Regions from separate parts of the Homo sapiens genome. Here region 1 is linked to region 2. A link is an interaction called in ENCODE POLR2A ChIA-PET data of the cell type or tissue named here. Cell type or tissue: PC-9. All regions are shown on one strand. Each heading gives the region's core, and the rest is flanking DNA. Links, peaks and the distances in the headings are about the cores only. Region 1 has its middle 26 kb from the start of MIR9902-1. Region 2 overlaps MPHOSPH9 (M-phase phosphoprotein 9).

The links. ChIA-PET counts read pairs that join two places held together with the same protein. Peaks named below come from ENCODE experiments on the same cell type or tissue, not always from the same donor. Only the 100,000 strongest peaks of a DNase experiment are listed, where the experiment ranks them.
Region 1: POLR2A ChIA-PET joins it to region 2 with 27 read pairs; 3 of 35 experiments call an interaction of 5 or more read pairs at or near these places.

Annotation. Positions count from the first base shown.
Region 1 is chr12:122,663,501-122,675,789 of GRCh38, forward strand. No RefSeq gene overlaps it. Among named protein-coding and RNA genes, the nearest start is that of MIR9902-1, 26 kb to the right of the region's middle. In PC-9, for the core only: no CTCF peak of the experiment used is centred there; DNase peaks (open chromatin) are centred at 6,041 and 6,391; H3K4me3 peaks cover 719 bases; H3K27ac peaks cover 2,089 bases.
Region 2 is chr12:123,203,930-123,216,218 of GRCh38, forward strand. It overlaps MPHOSPH9 (M-phase phosphoprotein 9), which reads right to left. Exons shown (of 24, transcript NM_022782.4): 7 at 10,815-10,905; 8 at 6,127-6,233. Among named protein-coding and RNA genes, the nearest start is that of MPHOSPH9, 23 kb to the right of the region's middle. In PC-9, for the core only: no CTCF peak of the experiment used is centred there; no DNase peak of the experiment used is centred there.

The DNA of each region.
Region 1 (12,289 bases), core at 1,622-9,621, 540 kb before region 2:
GGGATTACAGGCGCGTGCCACCATGCCCGCCTAATTTTTGTATTTTTAGTAGAGATGGGGTTTCACCATGTTAGCCAGGCTGGTCTCAAACTTCTGACCACAGGTGACCCACCCCCCTCAGCCTCCCAAAGTGCTGGGATTACAGGCGTGAGCCACCGCGCCCGGCCTGTTTTTCTTTCTTCATAGTTTATGAAATAATGATACACAGCTTCTAAGAGATGGTATCTGAGACTTGATTAAAGACCGGTTCCAGTTCTTCATGAGGCTCCACAGTTTCCAGAGCATTCTTGCTTGCCCACGATTGCTTCTATAACTTCCATCACCTTGGTCACCTGAGTGTGCACTTGGCTTCTTGCATCCCTGAGGGCCCCAAGTAACCCACAAAATCAGACAAATGTTGGACAAGAAACAGTAATTAAACCCAAAGCTTTGCAGGCCGTGAGTGAACACCATTCCCCCAAACCCTGGATTAGAGAGAGACAAGGGGGCAATTTACCTCAAGGGCCAAGATCCCTTCCTTACCGTTTTTATTTATTTATTTATATTTATTTATTCATTTATTTATTTTTGAGACGGCGTCTCGCTCTGTCGCCCAGGCTGGAGTGCAGTGGCGTGATCTTGGCTCACTGCAACCTCTGCCTCCTGGGTTCAAGCGATTCTCCTGCCTCAGCCTCCCAAGTAGCTGGGACTACAGGCATGTGCCACTATACCCAGCTAAGTTTTTGATTTTTAGTACAGATGGGGTTTCACCATGTTGGCCAGGCTGGTCTCGAACTCCTGACCTCAGGCGATCCGCCCACCTTGGCTTCCCAAAGTGCTGGCATTACAGGCGTGAGCCACTGGGCCCGGCCTTAATTTTTGTATTTTTAGTAGAGACAGGGTTTCAACGTGTTGGCCAGGCTGGTCTCGAACTCTTTTTTTTTTATTTTCATTTTTTTTGAGATAGAGTCTTGCTCTGTCACTCAGGCTAGAGTGGAGGGGCGTAATCTCGACTCACTGCAACCTCCACCTCCCGGGTTCAAGCAATTCTTGTGCCTCAGGCCCGCAAGTAGCTAGGATTACAGGCACACGCCACTGTGCCCAGCTAATTTTTTGTATTTTTAGTAGCAACGGGGTTTCACTATGTTGGCCAAGTTGGTCTCAAACTCCTAAACTCAGATTGGTCTCGAACCCCTGGCCTCAAGTGATCCGCCCACCTCGGTCTCCCAGAGTGCTGGGATTACAGATGTGAGCCACTGTGGCTGGACCCCTCACTGTTTTAAAGACTTGAATTATTGAGGTATTTGCTTTAAAGGTAACAATCTTTACAGTGTTGAGATACAGACTAAGGCCGGGTGCAGTGGCTCATACCTGTAATCCCAGCACTTTGGGAGGTCAAAGTGGGAGGATTGCTTGAGCCCAGGAGTTCAAGACCAGCCTGGGTGGGCAACATGAGACTTCAACACTATAAATAATTAAAAATTAGCTGGGCATGGTGGTACATGCCTGTGGTCCCAGCTTCTCAGGAGGCTGAGGTGGGAGGATCACTTGAGCTCAGGCCATCGAGGCTGCAGTGAGCTGTGATCACGCCACCACACTGCAGCTGGGGTGACAGAACGAGACCTTGTCTCAAAAAAAAAAAAGAGAGAGATTACAGACTGGTCTTTAGCTCAGTGTTTCTCGACCTTTCTTTCTCATTATTGCCCCTCCCCACTTTGCCTTTTTAGATTTTTTTCCTTAGATTTCCCACCATGAATTTTTTTATTGTGAAAAGACATATATATATATATAACATAAAAGTCACCATTTTAAAGTGGTGTTAAGTACATTTATAATTTGGTGCAATTCTCACTCCACTTTCCCGTTCTAGAGCGTTGTCTTCACTCTAAACAGAAACCATTAAGCTGTCACTTCCCATTCTCCCCTCCCCGCCAGTCCCTAGTAACCACTAAGGTTACTGTCTACAGATTTTGCCTATTCTGGACATTTCATGTAAATAGAGTCATATAAAATGTGGCCTTTCGTTCCTTCCTTCCTTCCTTCCCTCATTCCCTCACTCCCTTCCTTCTTTCCTCTTTTCTTCTCTTTTCTCTTTTTCTTTTCTCTTTTCTTTTCTTTTCTTTTCTTTCTTTGTCTCTCTCTCTCTGTCTCTCTCTCTTTTTTTCAGTGCAGTGGCGTCAGCATAGCTCAGCGAAGCCTCGACCTCCCCAGGCTCAAGTGATCCTCCCACCTTAGCCTCCTGAGAAGCTGGGACTACAGGCATGCGTCGCCACGCCCGGCTAAGTTTCGTTTTTTTTTTTTATAGAGATGGGGTCTCGCTATGTAGCCCAGACTGGTCTCAAACTACTGGGCTCAAGCGATCCACCTGCCTCAGCCTCCCAAAGTGTTGGGATTGCAGGCATGAGCCACTGCACCTGGCTCGTGTCTTTCAGTCAGCATAATGTTTCAAGATTCATCCATGATGCAGCATTCCTTGTCTTCAGTACTGCATTCCTTTTCATGTCTGAATAGTATTCCTTTGTGTGGATAGACTGCCTTTTGTTTATCCATTCATCGGTTGATGGACATTTGGGGTTGGGTTACTTTCTGGCTATTGAGAATAGTACTTCTGTGAATATATGTATTCAAATTTTTGTTTGAACACTTGTTTTCAATCTTTTGAATATTTTCCTAGGAGTAGAATTGCCGGGTAACATGGCGATTCTGTGTTTAGCTTACTGAGAAGCTGCCAAACTATTTTCCACAGTGGCTGCATCATTGTATATTCCTGCCAGCAATGCACGAGGTTCCAGTTTCCCGATATCCTCGCCAACACCCTTCCTCCCATGCAGCTTGATTTTATTTTATTTTATTTTATTTATTTGGTTTTATTTCGAGACAGGGTCTCTCTCTGTTGCCCAGTTTGGAGTGCAATGGTGTAATCATGGCTCACTGTAGCCTCAAACTCCTGGCTCAAGCCATCCTCCTATGTCGGCCTCCTGAGTATGGGAAAACAGGTATGTATGACCACACCCAGCTGATTTTTAATTTTTATTTATTTATTTATTTGAGACAGGGTCTCACTCTGTTGCTCAGGCTGGAGTGTAGTGGTATGATCAAAACTCACTGCAGCCTCAAATTCCCAAGCTCAAGCAATCCTCCCACCTCAGCCCTCCAAGTTATTTTTTATTTTTATTTTTGTAGAGATGGGGTCTTGCTATGTTGCCCAGGTTGGTTTCAAACTCCTAGGTTCAAGCAGTCCTCCCACCTTAGCCTCCCCACTATACTTGGCCCCATGGAATTTTTTTTTTTTTTTTTTTTTTTTTTTTTTTTTTTGTGACAGAGTCTCACTCTGTCGCCTAGGCTGGAGTGCAGTGGCATGATCTTGGCTTACTGCAACCTCCCAGGTTCAAGGGATTCTCATGCCTCAGCCTCCCAAAGTAGCTGGGATTATAGGCATGTGCCACCACGCCGGGCTAATTTTTGTATTTGTAATAGAGACGGGGTTTTGTAATGTTGGCCAGCTGGTCTGGAATGCCTGACCTCGAGTGATCTGCCCACCTCGGCCTCCCAAAGTTCTGAGATTGTAGCCACGAGCCACCGCACCCAAATTTTAATTCCACAGGCCAGGTTCGGTGGCTCACACATGTAATCCGAGTACTTTGGGAGGTCAAGGCAGGCAGATCACCTAAGGTCAGGAGTTTGAGACCAGCCTGGCCAACATGGTGAAACCCCGTCTCTACTAAAAATAACAAAAATTAGCCGGACGTGTTGGTGTTCACCTGTAATCCCAGCTACTAGGGGGACTGAGGCAGGAGAATCACTTGAACATGGGAGGCAGAGGTTGCAGTGAGCCAAGATCATGCCACTGTGCTCCAGCTTGGGAGACAGAGTGAGACTCGACTCAAAAAAAAAAAAAAATTCCACAGATAGACTGTGTATTTGTTTATATACTGTGGTCCTTGGGAGGGCAAACCTTGTGTCTAATGGAAACACGTGCAGGGGACACAGACTCAGAAGACTATAGGAATTTATAAAATCACTGCTGGCTCACCAAAAACACAATAGCCAACCCTTCGGGCCAGTAGGCTACCAGATTAAAGACTCTGATTCATCTTATTTTGTTAAAATTTATATATAGACAGACAAATACAGAATCTTTTATTGGGTATGTTAATGTGTTCATATATCTATTTTTTTTTTTTGAGACGAAGTCTCACTCTGTTGCCCAGGCTGGAGGGCAGTGGCACGATCTCTGCTCACTGCAACCTCCACCTCCCAGTTCAAGTGATTCTCCTGCCTCAGCCTCCCGAGTAGCTGAGACCACAGGCACGCGCCACCATGCCCGGCTAATTTTTGTATTTTTAGTAGAGACAGTGTTTCACTATGTTGGCCATGCTGGTCTCAAACTCCTGACCTTGTGATCTGCCCGCCTCAGCCTCCTAAAGTGCTGGGATTACAGGCGTGAGCCACTGCTCCTGGCCTTTTTTTTTTTTTTTTTGTGAGATAAGGTCTCACTTTGTTACCCAGGCTAGAGTGCAGTGGCTCAATCTCAGCTCACTGCCCACCTCCCAGGCTCAAGCGATCCTCCCACCTCAGCCTCCTGAGTAGCTGGTACCACAAGCACACACCACCACACCTGGGGTAATCTTTTTTTTTTTTTTTTTTTTTTTGTAAAGATGGGTTTCACCATGTTTCCCAGGCTGATCTTGAACTCCTGGATTCAAGCTATTTGCCCACCTCGAACTCCTAAAGTACTAGGATTACAGGCTCGAGCCACTGCACCTGGCCCATATACCCAATTTTATTTTAGACTACTCCAGGCAAACTTAGTCCTGCAAACTTTACCTGTGCTGTAAATATTTCAGGCTTGCAAGTCATGCAGTCTCTGTCCCAACTACTCAACTCTGCCTTGTAGTGACAAAGAAGCCACAGATCATACGTAAATGAATGCAAATACTCTAGGGTGAGAGGACAGAGGCCCCTGGGGTGCACACTCTAAGGAGACACTCATCTCAGGTCCTGAAAGTGCAGGGGTGATGCTGAGAGTGAGCGAGTGGTTCAGCCTCTCCCTAGTCCTGGCCCTGTGAATAGCTATGTTCCAATAAAACTTTATTTATAAAAGACTTTATTTATTTTTTTAAAACTTTATTTATAAAAGGTGGCAGGCTAGTTTGGCCTGTGGGCTGTGGTTTGCCACCCCTGGTAAAGCTTTTTCTCATCTGACTCCTGGTTTTCCAGCTCAACCCACATAAGTCTCCCAACCCCTCCCTACAAGTAACAGATATTAACCCATAGGCGTTCTCTATGCTTTCCTGTGTCTGCATAAAGTCCTCTACATATAGATATTTTTTGTTTCATAAAAATGGGAGACAATGTACACATTTTTTGTATCATGCTTTTCACACTTCACAATAATTTGCGGAAACTTTGCCAGTCAGAGGCATTGATTTCTTTTTTTTTTTTTTTTTTTTTTTTTTGAGACAGTCTCTTGCTCAGTTGCCAGGCTAGAGTGCAGTGGCGTGATCTCAGCTCACTGCAACCTCCGCCTCCTGGGTTCAAGCAATTCTCCTGCCTCAGCCTCCTGAGTAGCTGAGACTACAGGCATGCACCACCACGCCCAGCTAATTTTTTTGTATTTTTAGTAGAGACGGGGTTTCACCATGTTGGCCAGGATGGTCTCGATCTCTTGACCTCATGATCCACCTGTCTTGGCCTCCCAAAGTGCTGGGATTACAGGCGGGAGCCACCACGCCCGGCCGGCATTGATTCCTTTTATATAGCTATATGATATTCCATAGGGTGGAAGTAGCATTATTCGTTATGCCTTTTCTTTTTGATGGGCGTTCACTTTGTGGTCAGTTTTCTGCCACATGCACACACACAAAAACAGTGCTCCAATACACATTCTTGTCCTTAAGTGTTGGTGTTTTTATTTCTTTGGATAGATTCTCAAGAGTGGGATTAGAAGATCAAAGGGTATGTTTAGTTTCCATTTTAACAGATGTTGCCAAATTGCTTTCCCAAATGACTACAAAACTTCATATCTGAGCATGCCCTTTTCTCCATATTCCTGCCAGCATTTGAGATTTTTTTTCTCGTTTTAGCTTGATGAATCAGTTTATTCTGAGGAATGTAGAGAGATGTCTCATTGCTGCTTTCATTCGCAAGTGTCTGACCCCTGTAAGTTTGAGGGTCTCTTCATACTGTTGGTTACCCATTTGGTTTTGCTCCTCCGCAAATGGTCTATTTATAGTCTAAGTCCATTTCTGTATTGGTTGATTCTCTTTTTCAGAACAATTTGTAAAAGCTCTTTATATAGTGTCCATTTGACTTTTGGCTTTCATCTACAAAGTGATTAAGAGGTTTGGTGCTGGGGCAGGCTGCCAAAGGTTACATCTTGACTGAGCCCTGACTGGCCACATGACCTCAGCAAATTATTTACCTTCATTATTTAACCTCTGTACTCAACTATAAAATAGTGATCATCATCATCATCATCACGGTAATTCCTCCTTCATAGTGCTGTTAGAGATGATGAGTTAATGTGTGTCAGGTACGTAGAATTCAGCCTGGCACACACTAAGTTCATCAATAGAAGTTGGTGACTATTATTTGTATTACAAATATTTTTTCAGCTCCATCATTTGAATTGGTTTTATTTCTGGTATCCCTTGTCACACAAAATGTTTCAGTGTTTATACGGTCAAATATATCCGTCTTTTTTTCCCCTAGCTTCTGAGTTCCCAGGCTTGGTAAGAAGGTCTCCTTGGGCCGGGCGCGGTGGCTCACGCCTGTAATCCCAGCACTTTGGGAGGCCGAGGCGGGCGGATCACGAGGTCAGGAGATCGAGACCATCCCGGCTAAAACGGTGAAACCCCGTCTCTACTAAAAATACAAAAAATTAGCCGGGCGTAGTGGCGGGCGCCTGTAGTCCCAGCTACTTGGGAGGCTGAGGCAGGAGAATGGCGTGAACCCGGGAGGCGGAGCTTGCAGTGAGCCGAGATCCCGCCACTGCACTCCAGCCTGGGCGACAGAGCGAGACTCCGTCTCAAAAAAAAAAAAAAAAGAAAAAAAAAAAGAAGGTCTCCTTGTTTCCTTCATGACTAATTTCCTCACTCTTAAAATGAGAAACATAGGACCTACTATTTTCCTCACTGAAGTACCCTGTCCTCTCAGCTCCTTGATCTCCCCTCCCCTCCCCTCCTTTCCTTAGCAGGGTTTCTCTCTGTTGTCGAGGCCAGAGTGCAGTGGCACGATCTCAGCTCACTGCAGCCTCAACCTCCCACACTCAAGCAACTTTCCTGCCTCAGCCTCCCAAGTAGCTGAGACCACAGGTGCGCACCACCACGCCTGGCTAATTTTTGTATTTTTTTTTTTTTTTTTTTGTAGAGACAGGGTTTCGCCATGTTGTCCAGGCTGGTTTCAAATTCCTGCCCTCAAACAATCCACCTGCCTCGGCCTCCCAAAGTGCTGGGATTACAGGCGTGAGCCACCGCGCCCAACCCTCCTTGATCTATTTCATCCCTAAAAGAAAAAAAATAAACTATTTTTCTCTACACTCACAACACTCCTGACACCCACTGGGGTTTCCACACCAAGCAGCACTCCAGTTCTCTTTGGACACTGACTGGGTGTCCTACAGTTCAAATCTGACACTGTTCAGCCTGGAGTTAGCATCAGATCCCACAAGCTAAAGGGCCCAGTTCACAAGACGGCTTCCATCCACTCCAGACCCCAATCACAAGTCCCAGCTTCCCACAGGTACTTTTTTTTTTCCTTTCCAACTTTTATTTTAGATTCAGAGGGTACATGTGCAGGTTTGTTCCATGGGTGAATCGCGTGTTGCTGATGTTTGGTGTACAGATTGTTTTGTCACAGGGGTAATGAGCACAGTATCTCATAGGTAGTTTTCCAATCTTCTCCCTCTGCCTCCGCTCCACCCTCCAATAGGCCCTGGTGTCTGTGTTTTTCTTTGTGTCCACGCGAACTCAAGGTTTAGCTCCCACTTATAAGTGAGAGCAGGTGGTGTTTGTTTTTCTGTTCCTGTGTTAGTTCACTTAGGATAATGGCCTCCAGCTCCATCCACATTGCTGCAAAGGACATGTTTTATTCAGTCTTTTTTTTTTTTTTTTTTTTTGAGATGGGGTCTCTTGTTACCCAGGCAGGAGTGCAATAGCTCAATCACAGCTCACTTCAGCCTCGACCTCCCTGGGCTGAAGCAATCCTCCCACCTCAGCTTTCCGAGTAGCTGGGACTACTGCGTGCACCACCATGCTTGACTAATTTTTTGTTTTTCATTTTTTTTTTTGTAGAGACGGGGGGTCTCACTATTTTTGCCCAAGCTGGTCTAGAACTCCTGGGCTCAAGTAATCCTTCCACCTCAGCTTTCCGAAGTGCTAAGATTACAAGCGTGAGCCACCATGTCTGGCCGATTGTGTTTTTTATGGCTGTGTAGTATTCCATGGTGTATATGTACCAGACTTTGTTTACCCAATACACCTGTACTTCCAACTGACCGGATATAAATCAAAAGTTCCCACAGTCCAATCCTCAGGTTCAGTAATTTGCTAGAATAGCTCACAAAACTCGGGAAAACACTTTACTTATATTTATTGGTTTGTCATAAAGAATGCAACTAAGAAACAGCTACGTGGAAAGAGATGCATGGAGGATATAGTATGGGGCGGGAGTGTGCAGAGCTTCCATGCGCCCTCCGATGTGTCCCTCTAGCACTTCATTGAGTTCACCAACTCAGAAGCTCTCTGAACTCTGTCCTCTAGGGACTTTGTGGAGACTTCATTATGGAGGTGTGACTGATTAAATCACTGGCCACTGGGCCCAGTGGCTCACGCCTGTAATCCCAGCACTTTGGGAGGTTGAGACAGATGGATCGCTTGAGCCCAGGAGTTCAAGACCAGCCTGGGCAACATGGTGAAACTGTGTCTCTACAAAAAATACAAAAATTAGCTGGTGGTGTGCAGCTATAGTCCTAGCTACATGGGAGGCTGAGGTGGGAGGATCGCTTCAACCTGGAGAAGTTGAGGCTGCAGTGACCCGTGATCATGCCACTGCACTCCAGCCTGGGTGACAGAGCAACACCTTGCCTCAAAATAAAACAAAACCATTGGCCATTGATGATTAAGTCAATCTCCAGCCCCTCTCCCCTCCCAGAGGTCAAGGGGTGGAGCTGATAGCTCCAATCCTGTGGCCATGCCTTGGTCTTTGCAGGGAGCAGCCCCTGTGCTAAAGCTGTCTGGGGACTCCAGCTACCAGTCATCTCATCAGCATATTAAAAGACAATCACCACACTCTGGGGATTTCAAGGGTCTTAAAAGCTCTTGTGTCAGGAACCAGAGACTAAGAATAAAAATAATCGCAAAGGATGTTCACCTATCCTCAGGAAATTGCAAGGGTTTTAGAGGCTCTGTGTTAGAAACCAAGGGCAGAGATCAAATATACATTTCTCCTGTCGCACTCCCCTTCTCCCTCACCCCAGTGAGATGACACCTTTAGAGCGCTTTCGCTTCCCCTCTCTTCCATTTCCCCTGCCCCCTGTTCCCTGAGAGACTCATGAAACACATCTATTCCCCACCCCACTTTCTGAGGTTTGGCTGAGATAATCTAGCATTTCTTATAATTTCCCTTATGGGATATCCGTTTGGTTTCAATAATCCTCTTTTCTAAGGGTCCTTCTCTATTACACAAATCCCCAGTCTATCCTGTTCCATTTTGAGTTAAAATGTCATCTGCCTATGTTCTTTTTTTTTTTTTTTTTTTTTTTTGAGATGGAGTCTCACTCTGTCACCCAGGCTGGAGTGCAGTGGCATGATCTTGGCTCATTGCAATCTCTGCCTCCCAGGTTCAAGAAATTCTCCTGCCTCAGCCTCCCAAGTAGCTGGGATTACACGTGTGCACCACCACACCCAACTAATTTTTGTATTTTTGGTAGAGACAGGTTTCGCCATGTTGGCCAGGCTGGTCTCAAACTCCTGACCTCAAGTGATTTGCCTGCCTCAGCCTCCCAAAGTGCTGGGATTACGGGTGTGAGCCACCGCGCCCAGCCCTGCCTATGTTTTGAACATGGTTTTCGCTCTCTTTCTTTTTCCCTTTGTTAAGTCTTCTTTTCAGGGCTATTTGCAGCTTGATCAGGTCTTTTCCAAGTAGTGCCATCAGATGGAGGGTGCGCCAGGGTTGTCTCTGAATTTTCTTTTTTTTGAGACCAGGGTCTTGCTCTGTTGCCCAGGCAGGAGTGTAATGGCGCAATCATGGCTCACTGCAGCCTCGACCTCCTGGACTCAAGCAATCCTCTCACTTCAGCCCCCAAGTAGCTGGGACTACAGGCACATACTACCACGCCTGGCAAATTTTTTGGTATTTTTTGTAGAGACAGGGTCTCACCATGTTGTCCAGGCTGGTCTCAAACTCCTGCACTCAAGTGATCCCTCCCACCTCAGCCTCCCAGGGTGTTGGGATTACAGACGAGAGCCACTACGCCTGCCTGATTTCTTGAGTATCTTTGAAAATCTACCTGTTGCTTCAATTGATGAAAAAAAAATTTTTTTTCTTTTTTTTTGAGATGGAGTCTGGTTCTATTGCCCAGGCTGGAGTGCAGTGGTGCAATCTCGGCTCACTGCGACCTCCACCTCCCGGGTTCAAGTGATTCTCCTGCCTCGGTCTCCTGAACAGCTGAGATTACAGGCACCTGCCACCACTCCCAGCTAATTTTCGTATTTTTAGTAGAGACGGCATTTCACCATGTTGGCCAGGCTGGTCTCGAATTCCTGATTTCAAGTGATCCATCTGCCTCGGCCTCCCAAAGTGCTGGGGTTACAGGCGTGAGCCATTGCGCCTGGCCAAAAAAAATGTTTTGAGAACAGAATAGAGGATTCTTGGATTGCTGTCCTTTCTCTCCCTTCTCTGTAGATAAGAAGTGTAGATTACTCTCATCTTTCAGTAATGCAGATGAAGTCTGATTCTAGTCTGAGATTTTTCTTTCGTATCTTCTTTCTCTGCTTGACACTTGTAAACTGTTGTTTTTTTTTTTAATCTTTCTGAATTTTTACCAGAATAGGCCTCCAGAAGAGTCTTCTCAGTGCAGCCAGGAACTCAGTGAGCTCTTTTAATCTGCAGTCTCAGGTCTTTATTAGTTTTGAGGAACTTTACTTCTATGATTTATCTGTTGCATCTTCTCATTTTAGAACTCCTATTATGTACATATTAGTTCTTCGGGAGGAAGGATATCCTCCCACCCTTCTTTTTTTTTGAGACGGAGTCTTGTTCTGTCACCCAGGCTGGAGTGCAGTGGCTCGATCTCAGCTCACTGCAAGCTCTGCCTCCCGGGTTCACGCCATTCTCCTGCCTCAGCCTCTCCAAGTAGCTGGGACTACAGGCACCCGCCACCACGCCCGGCTAATGTTTTGTATTTTTTAGTAGAGACGGGGTTTCACCGTGGTCTCAAACTCCTGACCTCGTGATCCGCCCGCCTCGGCCTCCCAAAGTGCTGGGATTACAAGTGTGAGCCACTGCGCCCGGCCTATCCTCCCACTCTTATATTTTCTCACAAGATCTCCATCTCTTTGTAATGTTGCTCTGTTTTGAGATCTTTCTTGTACTTTATCTCCCAGACTAATTTGAGTCTCAGTTGAGGCCCTACTGGCTTTTAATTCTTAATGGAATTTCTTAGAGCTAAAATAATCATGTATTTTAGCTCTAAAAGGTCATTTCTTTCTTTTTTTTCTTTTCTTTTTTTTTTTGAGACGGAGTTTCACTCTTACAGCCCAGGCTGGAGTGCAATGGTGCAATCTCGGCTTGCTGCAACCTCCGCCTCCCGGGTTCAAGCTATTCTCTTGCCTCAGCCTCCCAGGTAGCTGGGATTACAGGCATGCGCCACCATGCCCAGCTAATTTTTGTATTTTTAGTAGAGACTGGGTGTCACCATGTTGGCCAGGCTGGTCTTGACCTCAGGTGATCTGCCCGCCTCGGCCTCCCAAAGTGTTGGGATTACAGGCATGAGCCACTGTGCCCAGCATGAAAGGTCATTCCTATGCTGTATTTGGATTTCCTGAAGGTCTCTTGTTTATTACTGTTTTTAATTCAGAGATGCCCCTGTCTGCTTCAGCACTGTGGGTTCTCATTTCTCTGTGGGCTCCTGTGTCTGGGTGCTGGGGCCCCTTCAGTGGGTCGTTAATCCTCTTGGTCAGTCACTCGGTCAGTCAAATCCGGTTGTTGATGCTTTCCTACATGGGTAAATCCCCAGGTAGAAGTAGGTGGAACAGCCTCTGCTGCCATGGGCTTGGGACATAGTGTGTCCGGAATTGGTGGGTTCTTG
Region 2 (12,289 bases), core at 3,052-11,051:
TCCCACCTTAGCTTCCCAAAGTGCTGGGATTACAGGCATGAGCCACCACGCCTAGCCAATAGCCAAGTTTTGAGGTAAGAAAATACTTCATAGGCTAGGCGCAGTGGCTCATGCCTATAATCCCAGCACTTCGGGAGGCCAAGGTGAGTGATCACTTGAAGTCGAGAGTTTGAGACCAGCCTAGCCAACATGGAGAAACCCTGTCTCTACTAAAAATACAAAATTAGCCAGGCATGGTGGCGCATGCCTGTAATCCCAGCTACAAGGGAAGCTGAGGCAGGAGAATCGCTTGAACCTGGAAGGCGGAGGTTGTGGTGAGCCGAGATTGCGCCATTGCACTTTAGCCTGCGCAACAAGAGCGAAACTCCGTCTCAAAAAAAAAAAAAAAGAAAACAAGATACTTCAGAATGAATGATAGAAGGATGAGAAAACTTTCGGCCAAATTAATTTCATATGGCTGAAGAAAAAGCACCAAGAGCTGGAGTTCCTTATCTATGTAGTTACAATCATGTTTGTTAAAAGAGTTGGCCAAACAAAACTAGGTGTCACAAAGTGACCCAATGAAAATAAGTCCCCCCCACCCATCACTTCTCAGCCTTTTGGCTAAGATCAAGTGAAAATAAGTCCCTTTATTCATTAGTAAAATAAGAAGATATGACCCTAGGCTGGACACGGTGGCTTACACCTGTAATCCCAGCGCTTTGGGAGGCCAAGGCAGGCGGATCGCCTGAGGTCGGGAGTTCGAGACCAGCCTGGCTAATATGGTGAAACCCTGTCTCTACTAAAAATACAAAAATTAGCTGGGAGTGGTGGCGCAGGCCTGTAATCCCAGCAACGCAGGAGACTGAAGTGGGACGATCACTTGAACCCAGGAGGCAGAGGTTGCAGTGAGTTGGGATCATGCCACTGTACTCCTTCACTCTAGCCTGGGCGACAGAGCAAAACTCTGTCTCAAAAAACAGAAGATAGGACCCTAATTTCGAAAAATTGAAATCAGGACCTCACTACACTAAAAATGTTGCAGAGAGGTCTAGGCTCTAAACACTAAAACTTTGGGCTTAAATTATTTCAAGGTGGGACGTATTATAGGGTGTGAGAGGAGAACCAATTAACCTTGGGCCTCAAATTTAAACTGTGAACACTGTCACAAATGAGATTACAGATTCAACAATAGATACACTGAAAACACTGAAAGAACACATTAATCATGTAGCTTTAAATTTGTGTCCCATTTCTAGACCCTACGTAGGCTGCAGAGCACCATGAATATGTATTTTTAAAACCTTGTGAGTGTGTGCATTAAAGGCATTAATTTGTTAAATCTAAACCTTTAAAATATACTGTGGTGGCTCACGCCTGTAATCCCAACACTTTGGGAGGCCAAGGCGGGTGGATCACTTGAGGTCAGAAGTTCGACACCGGCCTGGCCAATATGGTGAAACCCCATCTCTACTAAAAACACAAAAATTAGCCGGGTGTGGTGGTGCGTGCCTGTAATCCCAGCTACTTGGGAGGCTGAAGCAGGAGAACTGCTTGAACCCAGGAGGCGGAGGATGCAGTGAGCTGAGATCGCACCACTGCATTCCAGCCTGTGAAACAGAGCGAGACTCTGCCTCAAAAAAAAAAAAGTACCACAATTCCCATAATCCTGCTGTAGAATTCATTCTTTACATGCCAATAACCTAAAGAAGCCTTTTCAAGACCTGAAGCCTGTGAAGAGTAGCATTACTCCAGCTATGGCCACAGCCTGGTGGTCTGGGGGAATAGTTGGGGTTATTCTACTCAAAGCTCATGGGAATAGAAAAGTACCACTTTTCACCACTTTTATGTTCTTGTCATGTTAACATCTCTAAAGTAGGGATGCCTCTTGTAATTAATGGCATTTTATAATTGCTATTGCTTTGGGCCAAGTTGTGGTTGTGACAGACTGTCATTCCCTGCTCATGAGCTCAAAATTGGCCAAATAGGTATCAGCAGCTTGGAAGACAAACCTACACACTACAATGAAGCTCCTGAGGACCAATATTTAAGAGAACGGTGAATCAGACACGTTTAGCAACATACTCCACATGGGAGTCCAAAGCGGGCTAGTCCTACATGCTACTAAGACAGGTAAAAAGCAGAAAGGCCTTTCTATTCTTTTTAAAGAAATGCAGAATCGCTGATGCTCTTGGTGGGCTAGAGGAAGATAACGTGGGAAAACACAGAAACTAACACCAAGGTGAAGAGAGAGAAATGGCCAGGCATAGTGGTTCACATTTGTAATCCCAGCACTTTGGGAGGCTGAGGCAGGAGGATTGCTTGAGTCCAGGAGTTTGAGAGACCAGCTTGGGCAACATAGAGAGACCTTGCCTCTACTAAAAACAAACAAACAAAAAAAAAATGAGCCAGGTGTGGTTGCACATGACTGTAGTCCCAGCTACTCAGGAGGCTGAGGCAAGAGGATCGCCTGAGCCCAGGAGGTTGAGTCTGCAGTTATCTATGATGAAGCTGCTATACTCCAGCCTCGGCAACAGAGTGAGACCGTGAAGAAAGAAAGAGAGAAAGAGAGGAAGAGGAGAAGAGAAGAGAGGAGAGGAGAGGAGAAGAGAAGAGAAGAGATGAGAAGAGAAGAGTATAACACTCTGAGAAGGAAAGAATTTTAGCCACTTTTATTTCACTTATGTTTTCCTTTTTAAAGTATGCATAAGAGTTATATAATAAGCCAGGCACAGTGGCTCACACCTGTAATCCCAGCACTTTGGGAGGCTGAGGCAGGTGGGTCACAAGGTCAGGAGATCGAGACCATCTTGGCCAACATGGTGGAACCTCGTCTCTACTAAAAACACAAAAAAATTAGCTGGGTATGGTAGTGCATGCCTGTAGTCCTAGCTACTCAGGAGGCTGAAGCAGGAGAATCGCTTGAACCCAGGAGATGGAGGTTGCAGTGAGCCGAGATCACACCACTGCACTCCAGCCTGGCAACAGAGCAAGACTCCGTCTCAAAAAAAAAGTTATATAATAGGCCAGGCACAGTGACTCACAGCTGTAATCCCAGCACTGTGGGAGACCAAAGCAGGGGAATCACTTGAGCCCAGGAGTTTGAGACCAGCCTAGGCAACACAGCAAAAATCCTCTCTCTAATAAAAAAAAAAAAAAGTTACTGATACATAATAAAACCTATGTTTAAGTCTAAAGACTCTTTCCATAAGAATAAAATATAAATTCTAAAGTGGTTAAAAAAAAAAAAAAAAAAAAGCATTGTATCAGTCTAATTTATAAATTTTTCTTGGTAGAACATGAAATGGGAAACCTTAAAGTTGACAATACCGTAGAGTCAACAAAATGCAGTATCCACTTACTGATGTTCAAGATCAGATAACACTGTGAGCCCTGCAATTGCAAAGCCTACTAAGCCTGCCTTGCCCCCTACAATCTTACCCCCCTCATACTTCATTTCTCTGTGTTGACCTGTGTCTTTTTGTTCCTTTCATGAAGTACGGAACATTGGTTTCCGTCACTGAGACTCTGATGCTTACAAGTACATTGCCCCATCTGTCTGTCTGTATATGTCATTCATTTTTATGTCTCTTGGTTACTTTAATAGTATCTCTCCTTTTCCCCAGGTACTCTTTCATTACCTGATCAAAATACAGAAATGAAGGCCGGGTGCACTAGCTCATGCCTGTAATTCCAGCACTTTGGGAGGCCAAGGCGGGCGGATCACCTGAGGTCAGGAGTTCGAGAGCAGCCTGGCCAACATGGTGAAACCCTGTCTCTACACAAATACAAAACATAGCTGGGCATGATGGCAGGTGCCTGTAATCCCAGCTACTTGGAAGGTTGAGGTGGGAGAATCATTTGAACCTGGGAGGCAGAGATTGCAGTGAGCTGAGATCACGCCACTGCACTCCAGCCTGGGCAACAGAGCGAGACTCCGCCTCAAAGAAAAAAAAAAAAGAAAAAAAAAAATACAGAGGTGAAATAGGTACATTGATGTACATTTACTGAATAGTTTTATTTCTTTGCTCTTAAATTTAAAAAAAATGGGCCAGCGCAGTGGCTCACGCCTGTATTCCCAGCACTCTGGGAGGCTGATGTGGGTGGATCACCAGCCTGGCCAACATCACGAAACTCCCTCTCTACTAAAAATACAAAAATTAGCCAGGCATGGTGGCGCATGCCCATAATCCCAGCTACTCAGGAGGCTGAGGCAGGAGAATCACTTGAACCTGGAACCACTGCACTCCAGCCTAAGTGACAGACTGAGACTCCGTCTCAAAAAAAAAAAAAAAAAAAAATTTTTTTTTTAAATGTACCTTTCTTACTCAAAGAAAATCCAGCAAATTGGCCGGGCGCAGTGGTGCATGCCTGTAATTCCAGCACTTGGGAGGCCAAGGCAAGCAAATCACGAGGTCAAGAGATCGAGACCATCCTGACCAACATGGTGAAACCCCGTCTCTACTAAAAATACAAAAATTAGCTGGGCGTGGTGGCATGTGCCTGTAGACCCAGCTACTCGGGAGGCTGAGGCAGGATAATCACTTGAACCCGGGAGGCAGAGGTTGCAGTGAGCCAAGATCGCACCACTGCACTCCAACCTGGCGACAGAGTGAAACTGTCTCAAAAAAAAAAAAAAAAAGAATACAGCAAATTAAGTTGCTCATAACTATGGTGGAAATGGATCGCATAACAAATGAAAATGAATGGAGGTGTAACAAATGAAAAATCAACACCAATTCTGGGAAAAGGGGAAGAAATTAATAGCTGAGGACCTACTACATATGAAATAGTAGGCACAATCCATTTAATTTCACAAAACACTAACCAGCATTTTTTTTTTCCCTTTTTGAGACAGGGTCTCACTCTGTCACACAGGCTAGAGTGCAATGGTGTGACCTCCCGGGCTCAAGTGATCCTCTCACCTCAGCCTCCCAAAGTACAAGGATTACAGGTGTAAACTATGATGCCCAGCTCAAGCCAGCCAGAATTTTTTAAAAGTGGAATTTTTAATTCCACTTTTTTCTGTTGTTGTTTTTGCTGAGGCGGAGTCTCGCTCTGTCACCCAGGCTGGAGTGCAGTGGCACCATCTTGGCTCACTGCAATCTCCACCTCCTGGGTTCAAGTGATTCTCCTGCCTCAGCCACCTGAGCAGCTGGGATTACAAGTGCATGCCACCACGCCCAGCTAATTTTTGGGTTTTTAGTAGAGATGGGGTTTTACCATGTTGGCCAGGCTGGTCTTGAACTCCCAACCTCAGGTGATCTGCCCACCTTGGCCTACCAAAGTGCTGGGATTACAGGCTTGAGCCACAGCACCCAGCCTTTAATTCCACTTTTAAGAAGCATTGCTAAGATTACATAAGGCAAAAATGACAGACTGAATTTGAAAACAAGTGAGTATGATTCTAAAGCCCATGCTTTTTCCAGTATTTTAGAAGTTGAAAAATAAAATTTATACTGGAGTACTTAGCAACAATTGTAAAACACAAACACACACAGTTTTTTTTTTCTTTGAGATGGAGTTGCACTCTCGTTGCCCAAGCTGGAGTGCAATGGCACAATCTCGGTTCAGTGCAACCTCCACCTCCCAGGTTCAAGTGATTCTCCTGCCTCAGCCTCCCAAATAGCTGGGATGAACAGGCACACGCCACCAAGTCTGGTTAATTTTTTTGTATTTTTAGTAGAAACGGGGTTTCACCATGTTAGCCAGGCTGGTCTCGAACTCCTTACCTCAGATGGTCTGCCCACTTCAGCTTCCCAAAGTGCCGAGATTACAGGATTACAGGCCACCACGCCCAGTCCACGGTGTGTGTGTTTTGTTTTGTTGTTTTTTTTTTTTTTTTTGAGATGGAGTCTTGCTCTGTCACCCAGGCTGGAGTGCAGTGGCGCAATCTCCCCTCACTATAAGCTCTGCCTCCTGAGTTCACACCATTCTCTTGCCTCAGCCTCCCGAGTAGCTGGGACTACAGGCGCCCGCCACCACGCCCAGCTAATTTTTTGTATTTTTAGTAGAGACGGGGTTTCACCGTGTTAGCCAGGATGGTCTTGATCTCCTGACCTCATGATCCGCCCACCTCGGCCTCCCAAAGCGCTGGGATTACAGGCGTAAGCCACCGCGCCCGGCCACCGTGTGTTTTTAAATTACCTGGTTTGGTGACACATCTGTGGAAGACAATGATATGAACGTCTTCTCTAAAGTTTCAGGCAAAGAGTGGTGCATATCCTTTTCCTCTAGTTTCCAGTAAGTCAATCCTGATGTGCACAAACACACAGAATAGAAAAGAGTGAGAAAAAAACAAAAATGCTTTCTAGAATAACATTTCTACCTAAAGGAAATTAAATATGGGAAGAAATTAATTTTGGGTTAAAGTAATTTGAATTTTGATGGAAAAAAGTTATCTAAATTCCTTATTATGTAAGAGTCCTAACTGGATGCAAATGTTTAAAACTGAAATATAAAAAGTCAAGATGAGTTGGTACAATTTAAAATACATATTTTTGGCCAGGCATGGTAGCTCACGCCTGTAATCCCAGCCCTTTGGGAAGCTGAGGCAGGAGGATTACCTAACGTCAGGAGTTTGAGACCAGCCTGGCCAACGTGGTGAAGCCCCATCTCTACTAAAAATCCAAAAATCAGCCAGGTGTGGTGGCACACACTGTAATACCAGCTACTTGGGAGGCTGAGGCATGAGAATCGCTTGAACCCAGGAGACAGAGGTTGTAGTGAGCTGAGATGGTGCCACTGCACTCCAGCCTGAGTGATAGAGTGAGTGACAGAGTCTCAAAAAAAAATTAAAATAATAATAATAAAATAAATTTTTTTATTTTTTGAGACAGGGTCTCACTTTGTCACCCAGGAGTGCAGTGGTGCCATCTCAGTCCACTGTGGTCTCTTTTTTTGAGACAGAGTCTCGCTCTGTTGCCCAAGATGGAATGCAGTGGAGTGATCTCGGCTCATTGCAACCTCCGCCTCCCGAGTTCAAGCAATTCTCCTGCCTCAGCCTCCTGAGTAGCTGGAATTACAGGCATGCGCCACCATAACCAGCTAATTTTTGGTTTGTTTTTTCTTTTTTTTTTTTTTTTTTTTTTTTTGAGACAGAGTCTCACTCTGTTGCCCAGGCTGGAGTGCAATGGCACGAGCTCGGCTCACTGCAACCTCCGCCTCCCAGGTTCAAGTGATTCTCCTGCCTCAGCCTCCTGAGTAGCTGAGGTTACAGGAATGCACCATCACGCCCTGCTAATTTTTGTATTTTTAGTAGAGACAGGGTTTTGCCATTTTGGCTAGACTGGTCTCGAACTCCTGACCTCAAGTGATCTGCCTGCCTCGGCCTCCCAAAGTGCTGGGAAAACAGGTGTGAGCCACCGTGCCCAGACTAATTTTTGTATTTTTAGTAGAGATGGGGCTTCACCATGTTGGCCAGGCTGGTCTCAAACTCCTGATCTCAAGTGATCCTCCCGCCCCGGCCTCCCAAAGTGCTGGGATTATAGGCATGGGCCACTGCGCCCAGCCCAGCTCACTGGAGTCTCAACCTTCCAGGTTCAAGACATCCTCCTGTCTTAGCCCCACAAGAAGCTGGGACTACAGGCACACACCACCAAGCCCTGCTAATTTTTTTGGTACTTTTAGTAGAGACAGGGTTTGGCCATGTTACCCAGGCTGGTCTCAAACTCCAGAGCTCAAGCAATCCACCCTCCTCGGCCTCCCAAAGTGCTAGGATTACAGTTGTGAGCTACCAGGTCCAGCCTTAAAATATATTTTAAAATAGACAATTTCTTTTTTTTTTTTTTTTTTTTTTTTTCTGAGACAGGGCCTCCATCTGTCACCCAGTCTGGAGTACAGTGGTGCAATCACAGCTCACTACAGCCCTGACCTCCCGAGCTCAAGCCATCATTCCCTTTCAGCCTCCCAAGTAGCTGGGACTATAAACTCAACACCACCGCACCCAGCTAATTTTTGTATTTTGTGTAGAGACGAAGTTTTGCTATGTTGCCCAGGCTGGTCTCAACCTCCTGGGGTCAGGTGATCTGCGCACCTTGGCTTCCCAAAGTGCTGGGATCACAGGTGTGAGCCACCACGCCCAGCTGACAATTTCTTTGTGAGTAGTATAGACATACAGAATCAATGTAAATAATTCAAATGTTTATTGAGTACCTATAGTGCCAGGCTGGGGAGGCAGGAGGAGTGAGACATGAAAAGTAAGTAAATCATGCAGTATATAGGTGGTAAGCACTCTGATGAGATTTTAAAATAGGATAAAGGGGATATGTAGTGGGGGGTGCGATGGGCAGGCACTATTTTTGAATCAGGTAAACAGGGTTGGCTACTGAGAGGATAATTAAGAGGGCATCAGCCATTTTAGCCATGTATGAGGGAGCTCCCTCATACAGGGAAAAGAACATTTCAAGTATGGAAAACAGCCAATGCAAAAGTCCTAAAACCTATCTGGGACATTTGAGCAGACAATCTCCCTTCTCATCAAAGAAACGGACAGAGCACAGCCAGGCGCAATGACTCACGCCTGTAATCCCAGCACTTTGGGAGGCTGAGGCGGGCAGATCACCTGAGGTGGGCAGATCACCTGAGGTCAGGAGTTGAAGACCAGCCTGACCAACATGGAAAAACTCTATCTCTACTAAAAATACAAAATTAGCTGGGCGTGGTAGTGCATGCCTGTAATCCCAGTTTGGGAAGCTGAAGGCTGAGGCAGAAAAATCACTTGAATCTGGCAAGCGGAGGTTACAGTAAGCCGAGATCACACCATCGCACTCCAGCCTGGGCAACAAGAGCAAAACTCTGTCTCAAAAAAAAAAAAAAAAAAAAGGACAGAGTACAATCCCCAGCCTACAATGGTCGACTTTTTTTTTTTTTTTTTTTTACTTTATCATGGTGCAAAAGCGATATGCAGTCAGTAGAAACCATACTTTGAGTACCCATATGACCATTCTGTTATTCTTTTTTTTTTTTTTGAGACAGAGTCTGGCTCTGTTGCCCAGGCTGGAGTGCAGTGGCACAATCTCGGCTCACTGCAAGCTCTGCCTCCTGGGTTCACGCCATTCTCCTGCCTCAGCCTCTTGAGCAGCTGGGATTACAGGCGGCCGCCACCAAGCCCAGCTAATTTTTTGTATTTTTAGTAGAGACGGGGTTTCACTGTATTAGCCAGGATAGTCTCGATCGCCTGACCTCGTGATCCGCCCGACCTGGCCTCCCAAAGTGCTGGGATTACAAGCATGAGCCACCGCGCCTGGCTGACCATTCTGTTTTTCACTCTCAGTGTTCAATAAAGTATATGAAATAGTCAATACTTTATTATAAAATACTTTGTGTTAGATAATTTTGCCCAACTGTGGGCTAATGTAAGTGTTCTGAGCACATTTAATGTACACTAGGCTAAGCTATGATGTTTAATAAGCTAGGTGTACTAAATGCATTTTCAATTTTTTTTTTTCTTGAGACAAAGTCTTGGTATTGCCCAGGCTGGAGTGCAGTGGTGTGATCATGGCTCACTGCAGCCTTGACCTCCCAGACTCAAGCAATCTTCCCATTTCAGCTTTCCAAGTAGCTAGCACTACAGGCGCATCACCATCCCTGGCTAATTTTTTGACTCTTTTGTAGAGATGGGGTCTCAACTTGTTGCTCAAGTTGGTCTCAAACTCATGGCCTCAAGCGATCCTCATACCTTGGACTCTCAAAGTGCTGGGATTATAGGCATGAGCCACTGTGCCCAGCCCATTTTCAACTTATGATATTTTCAATTTATGGTGGGTTTATCAGGACATAACCCCATTGTAATTCGAGGAACAATTCAGTATAAAGTGAGGTCAAAGAGGTAACAGGGCTAGGTTGTTAGGCACTGTGGGCCCCTGTAAGGACTCTGTGAACAACAGGGTTTGGAGAGGAGGAGTCACATGATGTGACTTAACTTTTCAGAGGATCACTTTGTCTACTATGTTGAGAACAGACTGAAGTGTGCAAGAGTGGAAGTGGGGAGGCTGGTTAGGAAGACAGTAGCAACCCAGGTGACAGATGAGAGAACACTCTTAGGCTAGAAGCTGTGGAGGTTGTAAGAAGTGGTGCGATTCTAGAAAGATTTGTAAGGCAAAGCTAATTCATCCTGATGAATTGGATGTGGGATATGGAAAAAAAAAAAAGTCTGTATATAAGGCCATTAAGATTGGAATAAGCTCACCATGGAGTGTAAAGGATGGCTCAGAGGGTTTGAATTTAATTCATTTTGGACTACCCGAAAAAGGTTGATGATTTTTACAGCTGTTCAAAACAACTGCAAAAGTACTTCTTTATTCTCTTTACAGATCTTGTAACATAAATTAAGATAAGAAAGAAAGGTGGCTGGACATGGTGGCTGAAGCCTGTAATCCCAGCACTTTGAGAAACCGAGGCTGGTGGATTGCTTGCACCCAGGAGTTCAAAACCAGCTGAGGCAACATGGCGAAACCCTGTCTCTACAAAAAAATACAAAAGCTGGGCATGGTGACACCGCCTGTTGTCCCAGCTATTCTTGGGAAGCTGAGGTGGGAGGATCACTTGAGCCCAGGAGGCTGAGGCTGCAGTGAGCTGTGATCGCACCACTGCACCCCAGCCTGGGTGACAGAGTGAGACCCTGTCTCAAAAAACAAAACAAACAAAGGTAAGGCTGCTACCAGAGAACATCACAACACATAACACATTTACAAAACCATACTACTATACAGTATCATCCCATATGGAGAAATGTAGGCAAGTTGTTTTTTAAAAATAATGCTCTAAAAATCTAAGTACCTTCCTCTGAGTGTATGTAGTTTAGGTTAAAAAAAATAAAAATGTAAGTATCATACCTGTTCCTGAATCAGACATCCAAGCATTTGGAGTTTCATCTGGTTTACTGAGGTAAAAAGCACGAGGATGTGTAGCAGCAGCAAAATCAGACTACAAGAAAGAAAACTATTGATTGACAGCTAAAAGTCATTAGGCACAATCTGCTGACCCAAGAAATGAGAGCCAGGCCTCAAACCAGGTGGGGAGAAACCTTCAGAGGGTTCAAAGAAGAAAGCCTGGCCAGGCGTGATAGCTCACGCCTATGATCCCAGCACTTTGGGAGGCCGAGGCGGGTGGATCACGAGCTCAAAAGTTCGAAAACAGCCTGGTCAAGATGATGAAACCCCGTCTCTACTAAAAATACAAAAATTAGCCGGGCGCAGTGGCGGGTGCCTATAATCCCAGCTACTCGGCAGGCTGACGCAGGAGAATCACTTGAACCTGGGAGGCAGAGGTTGCAGTAAGCCGAGATCGTGCCACTGCACTCTAGCCTGGGCAACAGAGCAAGACTCTGTCTCAAAAAAAAAGAAGAAAGCCTGATTTCCCCATGGTTACAAGAATGCTAACTGATAGGAATTCACTGTTGCAGATTTTTTTTTTTTGCCTGTGTAATTTACAAAAGTTTATTTCGGTTCTCTGTGGAGCTGGAAGGAGAAAAATGGGGGCAGGTATTATTTCGTGAGTTCAGACCTAAAATGTATTTATAATTTGCCATTTACTTCCAAAACAAATTTGAAGTGCCTAGAATTAAAGTCATTTAGTATAAAAATTAATGTAAAAGCTCTAACAATTCATTTTTATCATAATTACAATAAATCAGATTAACTCTAAAAACCATAAATCAATAATATGAGCCTTAAGTAGTAGACTACTTCCTATATACAAACAATTGGTTAGTAGTCCCTGCTTACTTATCAATTCTAGTAAAAATTCTGAACAAATCAATCCTCACATCTCTGACACTGTCGCAAGAAATGTGTTTCCAGAGATATGTGATGAGAATATTTCTATCAGAATTTTTCTTATCAGGTCCCTCATGAAACTTTTAATTCCTGTAAAGAGTATGTAACCATCCATGAACCCATTGCCAAAGTAAAAGCACACTGAAATAACACTACCTACGAAGATGGGGAATTAACACATGAGCCTTATAAGGCACCACTTATTTTCTTTCTCATCAAGGAAGAAATTCCACCTGTTTCAATTTGTCTCACTACTTAAGACCAAGAGAAGGCCGGGCGCGGTGGCTCACGCCTATAATCCCAGCACTTTGGGAGGCCAAGGCGGGCAGATCACGAGGTCAGGAGATTGGGATTATCCTGGCTAACACGGTGAAACCCCGTCTCTACTAAAAATACAAAAAATTAGCCGGGCGTGGTGGTGGGGGTGTATTGAATGGCTTTTCTAGAGCTACCAATATAGTACTAAACGGCTTTTCTAGAATAAAACTAGCAACACAGTACTAAAGGGCTTTCCTAGACCACAGACGCTTTTG